2 separate regions of the Homo sapiens genome follow, and region 2 is linked to region 1. A link is an interaction called in ENCODE POLR2A ChIA-PET data of the cell type or tissue named here. Cell type or tissue: A673. All regions are shown on one strand. Region 1 overlaps AUTS2 (activator of transcription and developmental regulator AUTS2). Region 2 overlaps AUTS2 (activator of transcription and developmental regulator AUTS2).

Region 1 (8,000 bases):
ACGTGCATTCTCATACACGCATAGAAGTCTTACAACTACGTGTACTACTTGGAGCCTGCCTGATGGTCCTTTTCTTCACATTCAGAATCATGCTTCTGACCCATTAGGAGAGGCTAACTCTTGTTATTTTGGAGACATTTTCAGGAGTGGTAATGAATGGGCATTAAGGCACTTCTGTTATTCATGAATATGTACATTCACTTAACATATTTATTGAGTACCTACTGTATGCCAGGTATTATGCTAGGTGCTGAGGTTATAGCAGTAAAAAAATAAAAAGATACATAGTCTCTGCTCTACTTTAGTTTATAGGTTATTGGAGAGACAGACAAGAACAAATAATAATACAGTTATACACTTAAAATTTTTATATTGCCTTTGTATTCAATAAAAATTTGTTGAGGGCTTCTAGATGCTGTAGACTCTGTGATAGAGTCTAAAGAAAAGCGTCTTGCCTAATTTCTGTTAAAATCAGTGGTTTGCCATTTACGAGGAATAAACTGGCCATGTTTAGTTATGGTATTGAAGAAAGGGTTTGATCCATACAGGAACTATACTTCACCTCTATGTATTAATTTAGTACACAGTTTTAAGAACAGCAAGGTAGCATTCAAGAAGAGCATTCTGTTATATACTTGTATATAAACCCTATTGTATCTACTAAGGATATTGTTATAACTTCCTCTTCACTGGTATCTCCTCAACTCTGAGTTCAAGACCTACCCTTCTCTCCAGCTGTGGGAAATGGGATTTGTCAACCTCTCTGAGACAAAGTTTCACATCAGCAAAATGGGAATAGTTGTACTAGTTCACACGGGGTTGTAAAGAGTGAATGGAATTGTGTATTTGAAAACACTTCATTAAAGGGATGGATATTTCAAGTACACTGATTTAATTTTTACAAATAATATGAATGTATTAGATCATCACATGTACCCTGAAACTATGCATATCAATTATGCATGAATAAAAAAATTGTTGAAAAAGCCGGTCGCAGTGGCTCACGTCTGTAATCCCAGCACTTTGGGAGGCTGAGGTGGGTGGAGCGCCTAAGGTCAGGAGTTGGAGACCAGCCTCGCCAACATAGTGAAACCCCATCTCTACTAAAAATACAAAAAATTAGCTGGGCATGGTGGCGGGCGCCTGTAATCCCAGCTAACTAGGGAGGCTGAGGTAGGAGAATCGCTTGAACCTGGGAAGTGGAGTTTGTGGTGAGCCGAGATCGCGCCATTGCACTCCAGCCTGGGCAACAAGAGTGAAACTCCATCTTAAAAAAAAAAAAAAAAAGAAAAAAAAAGAAAAAGAAAATACTGTGTAAAGGACTATACTCATTTGAGTTTGTATAATTTTCATTATTATTACATCAGATTTACAGAGAGAATAAAATTTATTGAAGCCAACTGTGTTGTCTTAAACCTCCGAAAATTCAGAAGGAGGATAATGCTGAGTTCAAGTACGATATAGAAATCATCATATCTTTTCTCTAGCAAGTGTTCCAAGAGAATTAGAATATAATGCCAAAATTAAGGTAGAAATTAAGTTATTCTAGAAGTGGGATAGCCAGTGTCAGCATGCATGCATGATCCTTGAAAAGTGATATTGGGCAGCATTTACACCAAGCTTTGCTATCTTACGTTCTCTTTTTGCTTCTTCTACCTGGTGTTATTTGTGCCTTCCCTAAAGGGCTGAAATTGAAAAGAATTAGTACGAATGCATTTTCAATGACACCTTGGCCAAGAGGTTCATGCATTTCAGCTTTGGACAAGGTGCTATGGTTCAAATACTCATGAATATGATATAAGAACAGTCATTATTTAAATGATGAACCTTTATATGAGATTACACTGGGTGTTACTAATCTGCAAGTTGTATTTTCTGTGGGGAAAAATCAGTATGAATGAATCAAGAACTCAGTGTGCATCCTGCAGTGCATGTTGTATTTGCATGAACGGAGATGTAATCTCTTCACCTTTTGAATCATTTTGTTTAAAGGCCCTATATAGATCATTCTGCTCTTACTGGTGGGTGACATTTTCTTAAGGTTCTCTCCCTAGATAGACTAATTTGAAAAAAATGCATCCCTCTTGATGTCTGCATGTGCATGTGTGTATGCATATGTATAAAATATAGAGGTGATCACAAAGCATACTGGGCCACTTAGCACTTCCACTAATTCCACATTATCAGAGATTGTTTGGAGAGCATATTTCATTCTCCCTACTTTGTCACTTATTTCTAACACTGAGTATATCTGTACAGTTCTTAATAGTAAATGGCATAATATCTTATTCTCTGTATTCTATACATTGTCAACCCCATTCCTAGCTGATAATCAGTAGTCAAAAATGGGTGAATAATTTGAATGGTACTTGTCTTTAATTGTGATTCATGTCTGAATGGCTTGCTGGTAACTAGGAGCTAAATTTAATGTTAATCCAAGGTCACACTCTAGTCCACATACTGGAAGCTCAGCCTCTTGACATGCATGCTTCATGCAATTATCAGGCTGCTCCCTTGTAGGATAAAGTGCGGCAGTCTAGAAAGCATGGCACTCAAATGGGAAGAACTGTTGGTGAGTCTGTACAGAACAGATGAGGTTGCAGATATTTGAAAGCATTTGCTAATGGAAACTCTGGGTAAGGCAGCATCTTAAATAATACGTAGAATCAGCATGCTGTCTCCAAAACACATTTGCAGCATTTATTAGCTGGGTGTGAGCTAAAGGTAAGCTCCCATTAAAAGAAAAAAAAATCTTCGTAATGATTAGCAGGGGCCCAGTATAATTTAAGGTATTCTTTGGAGTTTATAAATATGGCCTCATAAAAAGCCTGAATATAAGAGAACTGTGACTTTAAGTCATTAGAAGCCCAGTGGTTTGATAAAATAACAGGAAACAGACAATTTATTATGAGCAGTCTCAGTAGCTCTGGATTATCTATAAAACTTTTACGGCCTTCCCCAAGTGGCAAGAAGCCATAAAACTTGCCTGAATGAGGGACTTGTTAATTTACTTGTTAAAGCAAATTAAAAATTTATAAGTGCTTTTAGGTAAATGAGATCTTCTCTCATTGCTGCCCTTGCGGGGCTGGGAGTCCTAGGAGGGGAGAGTGGATATGCTTAGACACCACTGCAGAACAATAAAAGCTATTAAATTTTTCCAGTTTATTACAGCAGAGCCATGCAGCTGTTGCCATGGCTAGCTGTGGGGTACCGGTGGTTGACAGCCTGGAGTCTCACTCAAAGGGGGAAAAAATAAAAAGCCAAGGAAAGGGATGATTTTTTACTTTTATAATTCTCCAATTGTTGATGTTGTAGACCATGTCTTTTTATTTTTCCTTGACCTTGTAAATCCAGAAGTTTTAAACTTTTTTCTTTTCTTTTTTTTTTTTTGAGACAGAGTTTTGCTCTTGTTGCCCAGGCTGGAGTGCAATGTCACAATCTCGGCTCACTGCAACCTCCGCCTCTTGGGTTCAAGCAATTCTCCTGCCTCAGCCTCCCGAGTAGCTGGGATTACAAGCGTGCGCCATCACGCCCAGCTAATTTTTTATTTTTAGTAGAGATGGGGTTTCTCCATGTTGGTCAGGCTGGTCTCAAACTCCCAACCTCAGGTGATCCGCCCACCTCGACCTCCCAAAGTGCTGGGATTATAGGCGTGAGCCACTGTGCCTGGCCTTATACTGTTTTTTCTTATCCCCAGAAGTGTTTCTGTTTATTTTGTCATACATTGTTGGTCCTTGAAAATTCCTGCCCGTCATGATTCCTTTTAGTCATTTAGTCCATGGACAAAGGCCAGGTCTTAGGCTGTTTTTGTTAACCTCAACATTTCTTGAAAAAAACCTCTTTCTCTCTCTTTTCCTTTCCCATATCTAGCCACAAAACTAGGAGAAGGAAGAAAGGGAATCTGGTACATGTTCTTGTGTATTTAACTCCAAAAACTGTTAGAATCAATATTTTTTGTGGAAGCCAAAGTTTATAGGTAAAGGCAGATTTTCTTGCACTCTCCCTTGGATGAAATGTCAGCGTAGGTTAAAATTCTTGGATCTTAGCATCTTCCTTAACTTAGGGCTGTTCTCTACGTGTTGAATTTCTTCTGTAATAATAGGTTTCTGAATGGTGACTTTGGCTGGTGGGGGTCATTTTTTTGGCTTTAAGCCCTGTGACTCAGGGGATTTTTTTTTTTTTTGGCTCCCTTAAATACAATTCACAATGAGCAGTTTTCTCCCTGCCCTAGTGACAGTAAGGTTTCTGGGACATAGGAAATAGCTTATTCTTCCACTCAGATCAGAAGTTTTGATTGAGCTCTGTGGCATTTTTAAGGCAGAAAAAGACACGTTATGCCTCAACTACCTACCCTATTTAATGTTAAATTAAAATGATGGTTATTTTTAAAGTGTGTTTACATTTAAAAATTCCTCCAGAAAAGTCAAGTTCTGCAAACATTTTCTTGTAGTATTTCCAGTCACTGCACAAGAAAGGTACATTTTATTAGTTTTAAGAACAGAAATAGTAGAAAGACATAATTGGTACAAGTGTTTGTTCTTCTACAGTATTTACTCTTCAGTTTTTACATATATATCCATACCTCTGATTTGTAGTTTGTTTGGAATTATGTTTAGAAAAGCATATTGTTGGCAAGTAAAGCATCACAAAATTAAGGGTAGAGAACAGCAGTAAAAAAAAAATGACAAATATGTATTTTTAGACTGTATTCCAGTTTTAGGAGGTATCAGCTTTTAGAGATTCCTTAACGTTAAAATTTGTTTCAGTAAGTAACTCTTGTTGTGGTCGCTGTCTTCAGTATTCCAGAAATAATGCTGTATCTCTTATTCAACTTCATGAACCTCTTTACTGGCTTCCATATTAATGTCATTTGCATTTAGAGTGTGTCATCTTCATTTAGAATCTCAGCAAAAATTCTGGTTTATAACCATCTTTGCACAAATTATCTCTGTGCTTTAGGACACTTTTCTGGGCCTGGTCTTGCATTTTTTATGAATACAACTTTAAGAGTGGAACTTAAATATGTCCCCTTTTATTGGATTATCCCCATAGACCTGACCACAAAGTCTGTGGAAGTAGAAAGCTATAACGGTTGTACCATTTTTTTTTTTTTAAATACTTTAAGTTCTAGAGTACATGTGCACAACATGCAAGTTTGTTACATAGGTATACCTGTGTCATGTTGGTTTGTTGCACCCATCACCTCATCATTTACATTAGGTATTTCTCCTAACGCTATCCCTCCCCCAGCCCCCCACCCCACAATAGGCCCTGGTGTGTGATGTTCCCCTCCCTGTGTCCATGCGTTCTCATTGGTTGTACCATTCTTTTGTTCAAGAGTATCAAGTTGAATTTCATGTACTGAAAAAGTAGATAGATTTAAAAACATTTAAATTTAGGTAGCAAATGACATTGGGCCAAAGGTCCATTGCTAAGGAGACCCAGGAAAGAATTTATTACAATAGGAATATGAGGTGTGGAACCCAAGGACAGCTGTCATGAAGGATAGGTAATCACAGTAAAGTAGTGATGCTTCATATACATTTGTTTTTGTTTTTGTTTTTTTGAGACAGAGTCTCCTTCTATCCCCCAGGCTGGAGTGCAGTGGCATGATCTCGGCTCACTGCAACCTCCGCCTCCTGGGTTCAAGCGATTCTCCTGCCTCTGCCTCCCGAGTAGCTGGGACTATAGGCGCACACCACCACACCTGGCTAATTTTTGTATTTTTAGTAGAGACGGGGTTTCACCATGTTGGCCAGGCTGGTCTCGAACTCCTGACGCCAGGTGATCTGCCAGCCTCGGCCTCCCAAAGTGCTGGGATTACAGGCGTGAGCCACTTCGCCTGGCATATATTTGGTTTTAAGAGTTCAAGCTAGAATTTTAGAGTAGATGTTCACTCATTAGTAATATTGATATATGTTGTATAATGATTGCTTAATTGCTAATTTTCTTATGCTAATTGATGTTTTTCTATAAAACCAAATTCTTCAGCTCTTTACATTTATTGAATGCTATCTGGCTTATGAATTTTCATAAGAACTGCCAAAAAAAAAAAGAAAAAAAGGGGCAGGTCCCCTCCTTCCTTCTAAAAAGAGTGGTTCATGCCTGTAATCCCAGCATTTTGGGAGGCTGAGGTGGGCAGATCACTTGAGATCAGGAGTTAAAGACCAGCCTGAACAAAACAGTGAAACACCGTCTTTACTAAAAATACAAAAATTAGCCGGGCATGGTGGTGCATGCTTGTAATCCCAGCTACTTGGGAGGCTGAGGCACAAGAATTGCTTGAACCTGGGAGGCAGAGGTTGCAGTGAGCTGAGGTTGTGCTACTGCACTCCAGCCTGGGTGACAGAGTGAGACCTATCTCAAAAAACAAAAAACAAAAATTAAAGAAATAAAAATAAAAAGGTAGAGAGTATGTCTATAATGACTTTTTAATGTGTCAGGGAGTTTTTAATAGGAAAAAAAAATCATTCCACTAAAAATATGTCCTCTGTCTCCCAACTAGAATTTCTTCCCCATGTCACTGCCAGCCATTGCTGTGACAATATAGTCTCTTACTCTTTTATCAAATATTCTCCATATTATTGCTGTAAGTACTGGACAGATATCATAAGTAAAATATGTCCACCTGGTTGCTAAGAAAAATCCCACATTTATTTTATATATTTTGTAATAGCTTTACGTATTCGTTCAACCGTAACATTTTGGTTTAAAGACTTCATTAAGCTTTCATTGTCCAATAGCAAAGAAGTATGAAGTAGATACCCCTTACTTTGCAGTGTTTACTTTTTTTTTTTTTTTTTTTTTGAGACAGAGTCTCGCACTTTCGCCCAGGCTGGAGTGCAGTGGCGTGATCTCGGCTCACCGCAAGCTCTGGCTCCCGGGTTCACACCATTCTCCTGCCTCAGCCTCCCGAGTAGCTGGGACTACAGGCGCCTGCCACCACGCCCAGCTAATTTTTTGTATTTTTAGTAGAGACGGGGTTTCACCGTGTTAGCCAGGATATTCTTGATCTCCTGACCTCGTGATCTGCTTGCCTCAGCCTCCCAAAGAGCTGGGATTACAGGTGTGAGCCACCACACCCAGCCTGCAGTGTTTACTTTTTATTTATTTTTTATTTTTTGGTGATTTCCTTTTACCATTAGCTACCAGCTGTCAGGTATTTTCATATAGTTTTGGCATTATAGTTTCTTTGGTTAGATCACACACACACACACACACGTACGTATATGTATTGTAGGTATAAGCACTGGAATTTAGCAGAGCTTTTTAAATAAATGGGCTAGTCTACATGCCTTTCTATTCTTTTCCTTCTAATAATCTTATACTAATAAGATTATAGTTACAAGTCAGACAGCAATTTCATGGCACCTGTAGATTTTGAGTAAGAAATAAAACTAACTTCAGTTGATTATAGTTTTTTTTCCATCATTAATTTAATCCAAATTTCTTTAAGATGGCTAAGGTAAATGAAATTATATTCTCAATTGCTTGTCTGGTCTAATATGACCAAAAAAAACTGTTAGAGACTGCTTTAATTATTTGAAGTGTTTGAAGAAATTTGAGAGAGTATTGTAGAATTTATTCTTATATTAATGCAATTAATATATTAAGATTCAACCACATCAAATTATGTATTAGTCATCCAGAATTGAGAGACATGGTTGTAAAAATATCATTAAGGTGTGTGGTATTTACTTAAAATTTATTCCTTTAGAGATACCAGAATAATTATTTATATCTGTTTGCTAATTGCTTACTCTAAATGTTTGGTCAGTAAATCAGAAAAATATTAGAGCTATCCAAAGGAACAAACACACTGCAATGTGTTATAACATGCCTCCATTGCCCATAAATTATTAATACAATGTTACTCTGGAGGGGTAGCATAATGTTTTGGAAATAATGCACACTCCAGAATAAAAAGGCCTGAATGTGAATTCTAGGCCCATCTCTTCCTTTCTGTTTAATCCCAGGTTAACCTGAGCCTCCACTTACTT
Region 2 (8,000 bases), 74 kb after region 1:
CTAATTATTTCCTGTTAGTATTACTGGTAAAATGGGGGTTGGCAAATTCTAGATAGTGATGCCACATATGTGTGGTGTGGGTTCCTTACAAAACTTTATTTGCTGCTTAATTTTGTAACATTGCATCATTCCCTAAATAGCCTCAAGATCCAAATACAATTGCAGTAATACTTGCTGAAAATTGGAAACTATTAAAAACATTCATTTGCTGGGAATCAGGAGAGGGGAGGGAATTTCAAATAATAGAGGTTTTTTTTTATTAAAAAAAAAAACTCACAAAATCTTTGATCCACTGTCTCTCAAAAGGCAATTTGATAGCTAAATGCAAGTATTTTTTTTTTTTTTTTTTGAGACAGGGTCTTACTTCTTCGCCCAGGCTGGAGTGCAGTGGCATGATCTCAGCTCACTGCAATCTCTACCTCCTGGGCTCAAGCGATCCTCCCACCTCAGCCTCCCAAGTAGCTGGGTCTACAGGCATATACCACCGCTAATTTTTGTATTTTTGTAGTGTTGGGGCTTCACCGTGTTGTCAAGGCTGGTCTTGAACTCCTGAGCTCAAGCAATCCGCCTGCCTTGGCCTTCCTGGTGGGATTACAGGGATTACAGCCACTGCGCCTAGCCTAAATATATTAATAAGTTTTAAAGTTTTATATTATTTCCATTTCTATTTTGGTAGTAAAGGTAAATGAACAAGCATTATAGATCACAGACATTTAGGTTAAAAGGTCCAAGCTCTTTGAGATGGGATATACTAGGGACACGTTATCTTTTTTTTTTTTTTTTTTGAGATGAAGTCTTGCTCTTGTCCCCCAGGCTGGAGTGCGGTGGTGCGATCTCAGCTCACTGCAACCTCACTGCAACCTCCACCTCCCGGGTTCAAGCGATTCTCCTACCTCACCTTGCCGAGTAGCTGAGATTACAGGTGCCTGCCACCACGCGTGGCTAATTTTTGTATTTTTAGTAGAGACAGGGTTTCACCATTTTGGCCAGGCTGGTCTTGAACTCCTGACCTCGTGATCCACCTTCCTCGGCCTCCTAGAGTGCTGGGATTACAGGTGTGAGCCACCGCCCCCGGCCGGGGCACATTGCCTTTATAACTCTATTTAATTCCCTTGCTTGCACGTTGAATAGATCTAAATGACTGGGGGAAAAGTAAAAACATAGTCTTTAGTCCCTTTCATTGTGGTAAATTCACTGAATGATAGACGGAAATTTCAGCCTTCTTGGGTCTACTGCCAGGTTCTGTAGTTATTTGTATGTCTCATGGAGAAATCCTCATTGATTACACTGTATGGCTAAACTGACTTAAAACAGATAACTGAGCCTATTTCAAAATTGAAAATTCTTTAAAATGGAAAGTTAGTACTCTATTGTTCCCAAACTGTTGGATTGCATGCCATTTTCCCAAACTCACAGACGTTGATAAGATTTCAGGCAAGGGGAACAAGGAAGGGGTCACAGTGGAAGCGAATTCTTCCCCTTTTTCTGACTGTGTTTGCCCACCTGTCCTTTACCCTTCGCAGTTCTATTCTGAGAGGTATGTGAGGAAGATGGGAGCCACTGCTGCTAGATTGTTGCCATTAACCAGCTTTCATGGCTTTTGTGGGAGCCTCCTTTTCATTAGTATTTGCAACATGTTCACCAGCAAAATGATTATGTTAGGCAGAGACATCACATCACTTACATTTCATAGCTCAGTGCAATTTTCATAAACTGCGAGGCAACATCCAAAAAAAACATGACTCAGAATTAGAGTTTCAGAAGATTATTATATAGACATTATTTCCCTCAGGTCACGGGCTTTAGTCAAATTTGGAGGAGAATGAAATTGCCAACAGTGAAAAGCAGACAGAAAGGTATGAGTTCATGAGCAGAGAAATAACATTTTCATTTGTTCCTTCCCCATGGGAAAGATTCAGCATTCCGGTAAATGGAGACGGTTATAAGAAATGAATTTTTGTCAGCAGGGATGTGATTTTAAGGCTCACTTATCCATTGGCAATCTAGATTTCTAACCCCAGGAATCTGGGAAATTGCTACAGAATGTAGTCTTTATTATAAACAAGTTTTTTTTTTTGGGGGGGGGTAGTTTTTCCCTCCTTCTTTTCTTGGTCAGAGCTTTTTAAGACGAAGGACTACATTTCTTTCTGCATTTCTGGGGTCAGATGATTGCAGATTTCCCATCTGCCCTGAGTTTCTCTCCATTGCTGTTGCTTTGTGATGGAAACCCTTTCTTTCCTCCTCACCAAGCTTCCCTCACTCTGTCGTTGCTTTTCCTAACCCCCCTGTGTTTATCCAGCACGACACTGACAATATTGAAAGCTGCAAACTTCCTATATGGCCATGGAGTGGTGGATCTATGGCCTGATCTCTCTGTTCCCCAGCATTTACAGGATGTCTTGTGCTGCTGCTGATTCTATATCCTCAGTTCTTTTGTGTCTGTGGACCTGAAAGAGCAAGGCAGGAAATACAGCTTTCCAGGTAGCTCTCATTTTACCAGGTATAAAGAGCGAGGATTTGCAAGGTTTCTGTAAGGTAATCCCAGACAACCTTCTTCGTAATTAAAGAACGTTCTTTCATGGGAAATTTTATTTTCCTTCTTCGATTTCATCAGATGCTTCTCAGCCCATCACTCATTCAGATTCTATGCAATGGTTCTTTTTCTAGCTAGAGTACATCCTTGAGAGTAGAAAATATTTCATATAATCTAAACCCTTCATTTCTAGAGATGCAGATAGATTCTGTAACATTAATCTCACCTTTATATTTTTTCAATTTTTAATAACTTGAAAATATGTATATCTAATGCCTTCTTTCCCTATGCACTTTTGCTTATTTTAATATTTCTCAACACCATAAGCTATTTGCCCAGCTGCATCCTTATTAGACAGTGCTATTGCCTGCCAAAGCTTTTTGAGAGCAAATTGCATTGCCTTCATTATTATTATGTCTACAATATAATGATTATGAAACATCATTATTATAGTTGATTAATAAATGATAATTGATGACTCTCAGTTCATAGGATTTGGCCCATGAAATTCATCACAATTTGTAAACTTTTCTCCAAACCTTCAAGGATTCTAAAAGGATTGATTTTGCTGCAAAGTATATGCGATTACATTTTTTGATACCTAGTAAGTAGTAGTGGTTGAGGATTCACTGGCCTGGCCAGAGTGAGGGTGTATACTAAATGTCTGTGGGGTTTCAATTTCTTCCTATTGAATTCTTTTAAAATGTAGAGTCTCTTACCACTGGGAGTTTGGGGAACTTCGCACAGTGGCTCATGCCTGTAATCCCAGTACTTTGGGAGGCCGAGGTAGGTGGATCACGAGGTCAGGAGATCGAGACCATCCTGGCTAACACAGTGAAACCCTGTCTCTACTAAAAATGCAAAAAATTAGCCAGGTATGGTGGTGGGTGCCTGTAGTCTGAGGCAGGAGAATGGCGTGAACCCGGGAGGCGGAGCTTGCAGTGAGCCGAGGTCGTGCCACTGTACTCCAGCCTGGGCAACAGAGCGGGACCCCGTCTCAAAAAAAAAAAAAAAGAAAGAGAGAAAGAAAATGTTGACGGAAGGCATTCTATCTCAGTCTCTGCAATGAGCCATTCGCATTTTGTGGAATCCTTTCTGGCATTAATTGGGGGACAGAAACAGCATCTGGCATATTTACATGACAGTAGCATGTACTTCTCTTTTATATGTCATTCATTCGTACTTCCAATAAGTTCTTTTCTAATATGAGCATACATTGCTTTATTGTGCTTGGCAGATACTGTATTTTTTACAAATTAAAGTTTTGTGTAAACCTTACATCAAGCAAGTCTGTCAGCACCGTTTTTCCAACAGCATATGCTCACTTCATGTCTCTGTGTGACATTTTGGTAATTCTTGCACTATTTCAAACTTTTTTATTATAATTATAACTGTTGTGGTGATCTGTGATCAGTGATCTTTGATGTTACTATTTTAGTTATTTTGGAGTGACATAAACCTCGCTATATAAGAACAGTGTGTGTTCTGTTTCACCAACCTGCCTTTCCTCTCTCTCTCTCTCCTTCCCTGGCCTTCCTATTCCCTGAGACACAACAATATTGAAATTAGGTCAGTTAATAACACTACACTGGACTCTAAGTGTTTGAGTGAAAAAAGAGTCTCATGTCACTCACTTGAATAAATCAAACTCTAGAAATGATTTAGCTTAGTAAGGAAGGCATGTTGAAAGCCAAGATGGGCTGAAAGCTAAGTCTCTTGCACCTGTTGGCCAAGTTGTGAATGCAAAGGAAAAGTGATTAAAGGAAATAATAGGTGCTACTCCAGTGAACACATGAGTGATAAGAAAGTGAAACAGCCCTTTTGCTGATATGGAGAAATTTTAGGAGTCTTGATGGGAGATGAAACCAGTTACAACATTCCCTTAAGCCAAAACCTAATCCATACAAGGCTCTCTGTTCAATTCTGTGGAGAGTGAGAGAGGCAAGGAAGCTGCAGAAGAAAAGCTGGAAGCTATCAGAGTGTGGTTTAAGAGGTTTAAGGAAAGGAACTATCTCTAGAACAGAAAACTGCAGGGTGAAACACAAGTGCTGATGGAGTAGCTGTGGCATGTTACCCAGAAGATCTAGCTAAGATCATTGATAAAGGTGGCCACGTTGAATAACAGAGTTTTACTGTAGACAAAACAGCCTTCTATTAGAAGAAGATGCCACCTATGACTTTCAAAGCTAGAAAGGAGAAGTCCCATGCCTAGCTTCAAAGGACAGGCTGACTCTTCGTAGGAGGCTAATGTAGCTGGTGACTTTAAGTTGAAACCATTGCTTATTTTATCATTCCAAAAATTGTAGGGCACTTAAAAATTATGCCAAATCTGCCCTGTGCTCTAGAAATAAAACAACAAAGCTGGGATGACAGCACATCTGTTTACGACATGGTTTACTAAATATTTTAAGCCCGCTATTGAGACCTACTGCTTGGAAAAAAAGATTCCTTTTAAAGTATTACTATTCATTGATAATGTACATGATCACCCAAGGGCTCTGATGGAGTTGTACAAGGAGATAAATGTTGTTTTCATGCCTGGTGACAGAACATTTATTTTACCATTCATGGATCAAGAAGTAATTTCAACTTTCAAGTCTCATTATTTAAGAAATGCATTTCATAAGGCTTTAGCCACCGTAATTAGTGATTTCCTCTGATGGATCTGGGCAAAGTCAATTGAAACCTTTAGCAAAGGATTCCCCATTCTAGATGCCATTAAGAACATTCATGACATATAGGAGGAAATCAAAATACCAACATGAACAGGAATTTGGAAGAAGTTTATTCCAAACTTAATGGATGTCTTTGAGGTGTTCAAGGCTTCAGTAGAGGAAATTGCTGCAGATGCATGGAAATATCAAGAGAACTAGCATTAGAATTGGGGCCTTGAAGGTGTTACTGAATTTCTGCAATCTCATCACCAAAATTGAACAGATGAGGAGTTGCTTCTTTATGGATGAACAAAGAAAGTGTTTTCTTGAGATGGAGTCTACTCCTGGTGAAGATGCTGTGAATGTTGTTGAAACTACAGCAAAGAATTTAGAATATTCCATAAACTCAGTTGATAAATCAGTGGCGGTATTTGAGGATTGACTTCACTTTTTAAAGAAGTTCTATGTGGGTAATATGCTATCAAACAGCTTCCCATGCTACAGAGAAATCTTTCATGAAAGGAAGAGTCAGTTGATGGAGCAAACTTCATTGGTGTCTTACTGCAAGAAATTGCCACAGCCACCCAACCTTCAGCAACCACCAGTCTGATCAGTCAGCAACCATCAACATGTATGCAAGACCCTCCACCAGCAAAAAGATTATGACTTGCCAAAGGATACCTGCAAAAATCCATCCACCAGACTCAGGTGTTTGTTAGCATATTTTTAGCAATAAAGCATTTTTAAAATTAAGGTAACTACATTGAATTTTTAGACATAATGCTATTATACACATATAGCCTAATATGTCTATTAGTTTTAGACATAATGCTATCAATTATGTTAATAACTTAACATAATTTTTGTGTTCACTGGGAAACCAAAAGTTCATGGGACTTGCTTTATTGCAATATTCATTTTATTGTGGTGGTTTGGAACCAAATCTACAATGTCTTAGGTATTCCTGTATTTTCATTAAGAAGTAGTATGACTATCTCACATAAAGGCTGATAACCTGGAAGACACTTAGATTTCAATATAGTTTGGAACCTGTCTGGATTCCATGTATTACTTCAACAGGAGTGAAGAATCCCATAGTCTGATGAATTTTTGCAGGTATTCTCTTCACCATAATGAGGTTTCATTAGGGTTACTGCTAGAATAGGATTGTTTGTTATTAGTTTCCAATGAAGGATGGAATATTCTCAATGTAGGAATTCATAGTACGTACAAGAAAGCTATAGATATTGTTAGTATAATAATTATACAATAGTAGTAGTATAATAAAATATTCAAGCAATCACTTAATAATTACTTCAAGTCTCACTGTCTGCCCTCCAGAATCAGGAGCAGGATGTCTGAACTCCTCATTCTTTACACTTTTACTCAAAAGCTCTTAACTCTAGAGACAGTCTTTAACTTTTTGGTATTTGGTTTCTTCTTTTGTGCAATGGCAATGATTCTGCCTGTGCAAACAACTGTCAACTGTTTTTCTCAGCAGTGCTAGTGTAAATGAAGTTGAATATTAGGAATAATTAACCTTCCTTGCTTACATATGCCATTTGATAATGCTCAATCTTCTTTGTTAAGAAAACAATGCAGTAAAATCTTTGTTAATTGAGATGAAGTGTTGTTTATTTAAATTTGGATCATTCTGAAAAATATATTTGTTCCAACAGGCTTATTCCTGAAAATCTTTCTAAAATATGTTCAGTGTCTGTCTGCCTTAGAATGGTCCCCAAATATAATTGAATCTCTCTCTGGTGATGGGTTGTCTTGCACAGCCTAGGACCCATCATACTGGAGTGCTTTTCTCTCTGAATCAAGCAGCAGATAACGGAATTTGGACTGCTTTGATCTCAGATCATACCCTGGAAGTTGTGTTTTAATAAGTAAATTTCTTATATGAATTGTTTTCTTAGTGTTGTACCTCATTCTTCATAAAAGTAAAAAGTATATTAGCAAGTTACAGAACAAGAAGTATCATGTTGCCTAATCAATGCAAAATATCATCATTTCCTAGACAACTTCACAGGAGACATAGCATGATTAGAAGGTCAGACTTGATTAAATCCCGTGCTTTGCCCTTAGTTTTTTGAAATTTCAAAGGAGGCAATCTCTCTGTCAATAAATTTTCAAATTTTATAAATAATAGTAATCCTGATGCCAGCAAGCAGTTATTGAGCTTTGTGTGCCAAGTACTGTTCTAAGCATGTTTCAAGTAATAACTCACTTCTTCACAATGAGCCTTTCAAGGAGGTACTGTTATTGACATCATTTTTCTAGTGAGGAGCCTGAGGCTTAGATTCAGAAACCTGTGAGTCGCCATATAGCTAGTAGCTGGCCGAGCCATGATTTGAACTTAGCTGTGCTCAAAACCACCACACCATGATACCTCAGAGATGAATGTGTGCGTGGTGGTTATGGGAGAAGAGAACCACATTTACTTATTTTTTGTCTGGGTCTTGCATGGTGTTTTAGATCATTTCATTTCTGTTATTTCATTTTGAAACATTTCTACTATAATTATTATCCATATTTTACATATAGGGAATCTAGTCTCAGAAAAACTGAAGCTTATAACCAATATTTTACAGCTAGTGATAATGAGGGAGCAGACATTTGAACTTGACAACCTAAATTCAGGTTCTGGCTAGGGGTTTCGTTAAGGAAAGGAAAAATTCCCTCCAACAAAGGTCATTTTTATGATGTGTAAGTGATTTAAGCTTTCTGTATACCACCCCACCCCTTACAAAGATTTGTGTTTTCATTTTTAATTAAATCTGTCTGTTCTGCATTCTCATTGTTTGGAC

The links. ChIA-PET counts read pairs that join two places held together with the same protein. Peaks named below come from ENCODE experiments on the same cell type or tissue, not always from the same donor. Only the 100,000 strongest peaks of a DNase experiment are listed, where the experiment ranks them.
Region 2: POLR2A ChIA-PET joins it to region 1 with 11 read pairs; 5 of 35 experiments call an interaction of 5 or more read pairs at or near these places.

What each region holds. Positions count from the first base shown.
Region 1 is chr7:70,095,330-70,103,329 of GRCh38, forward strand. All of the region lies in intron 2 of AUTS2 (activator of transcription and developmental regulator AUTS2), which reads left to right. Among named protein-coding and RNA genes, the nearest start is that of AUTS2, 500 kb to the left of the region's middle. In A673, no CTCF peak of the experiment used is centred here; a DNase peak (open chromatin) is centred at 3,022; H3K27me3 peaks cover 4,323 bases.
Region 2 is chr7:70,169,829-70,177,828 of GRCh38, forward strand. The region is part of intron 4 of AUTS2 (activator of transcription and developmental regulator AUTS2); the gene reads left to right. Among named protein-coding and RNA genes, the nearest start is that of AUTS2, 580 kb to the left of the region's middle. In A673, no CTCF peak of the experiment used is centred here; no DNase peak of the experiment used is centred here.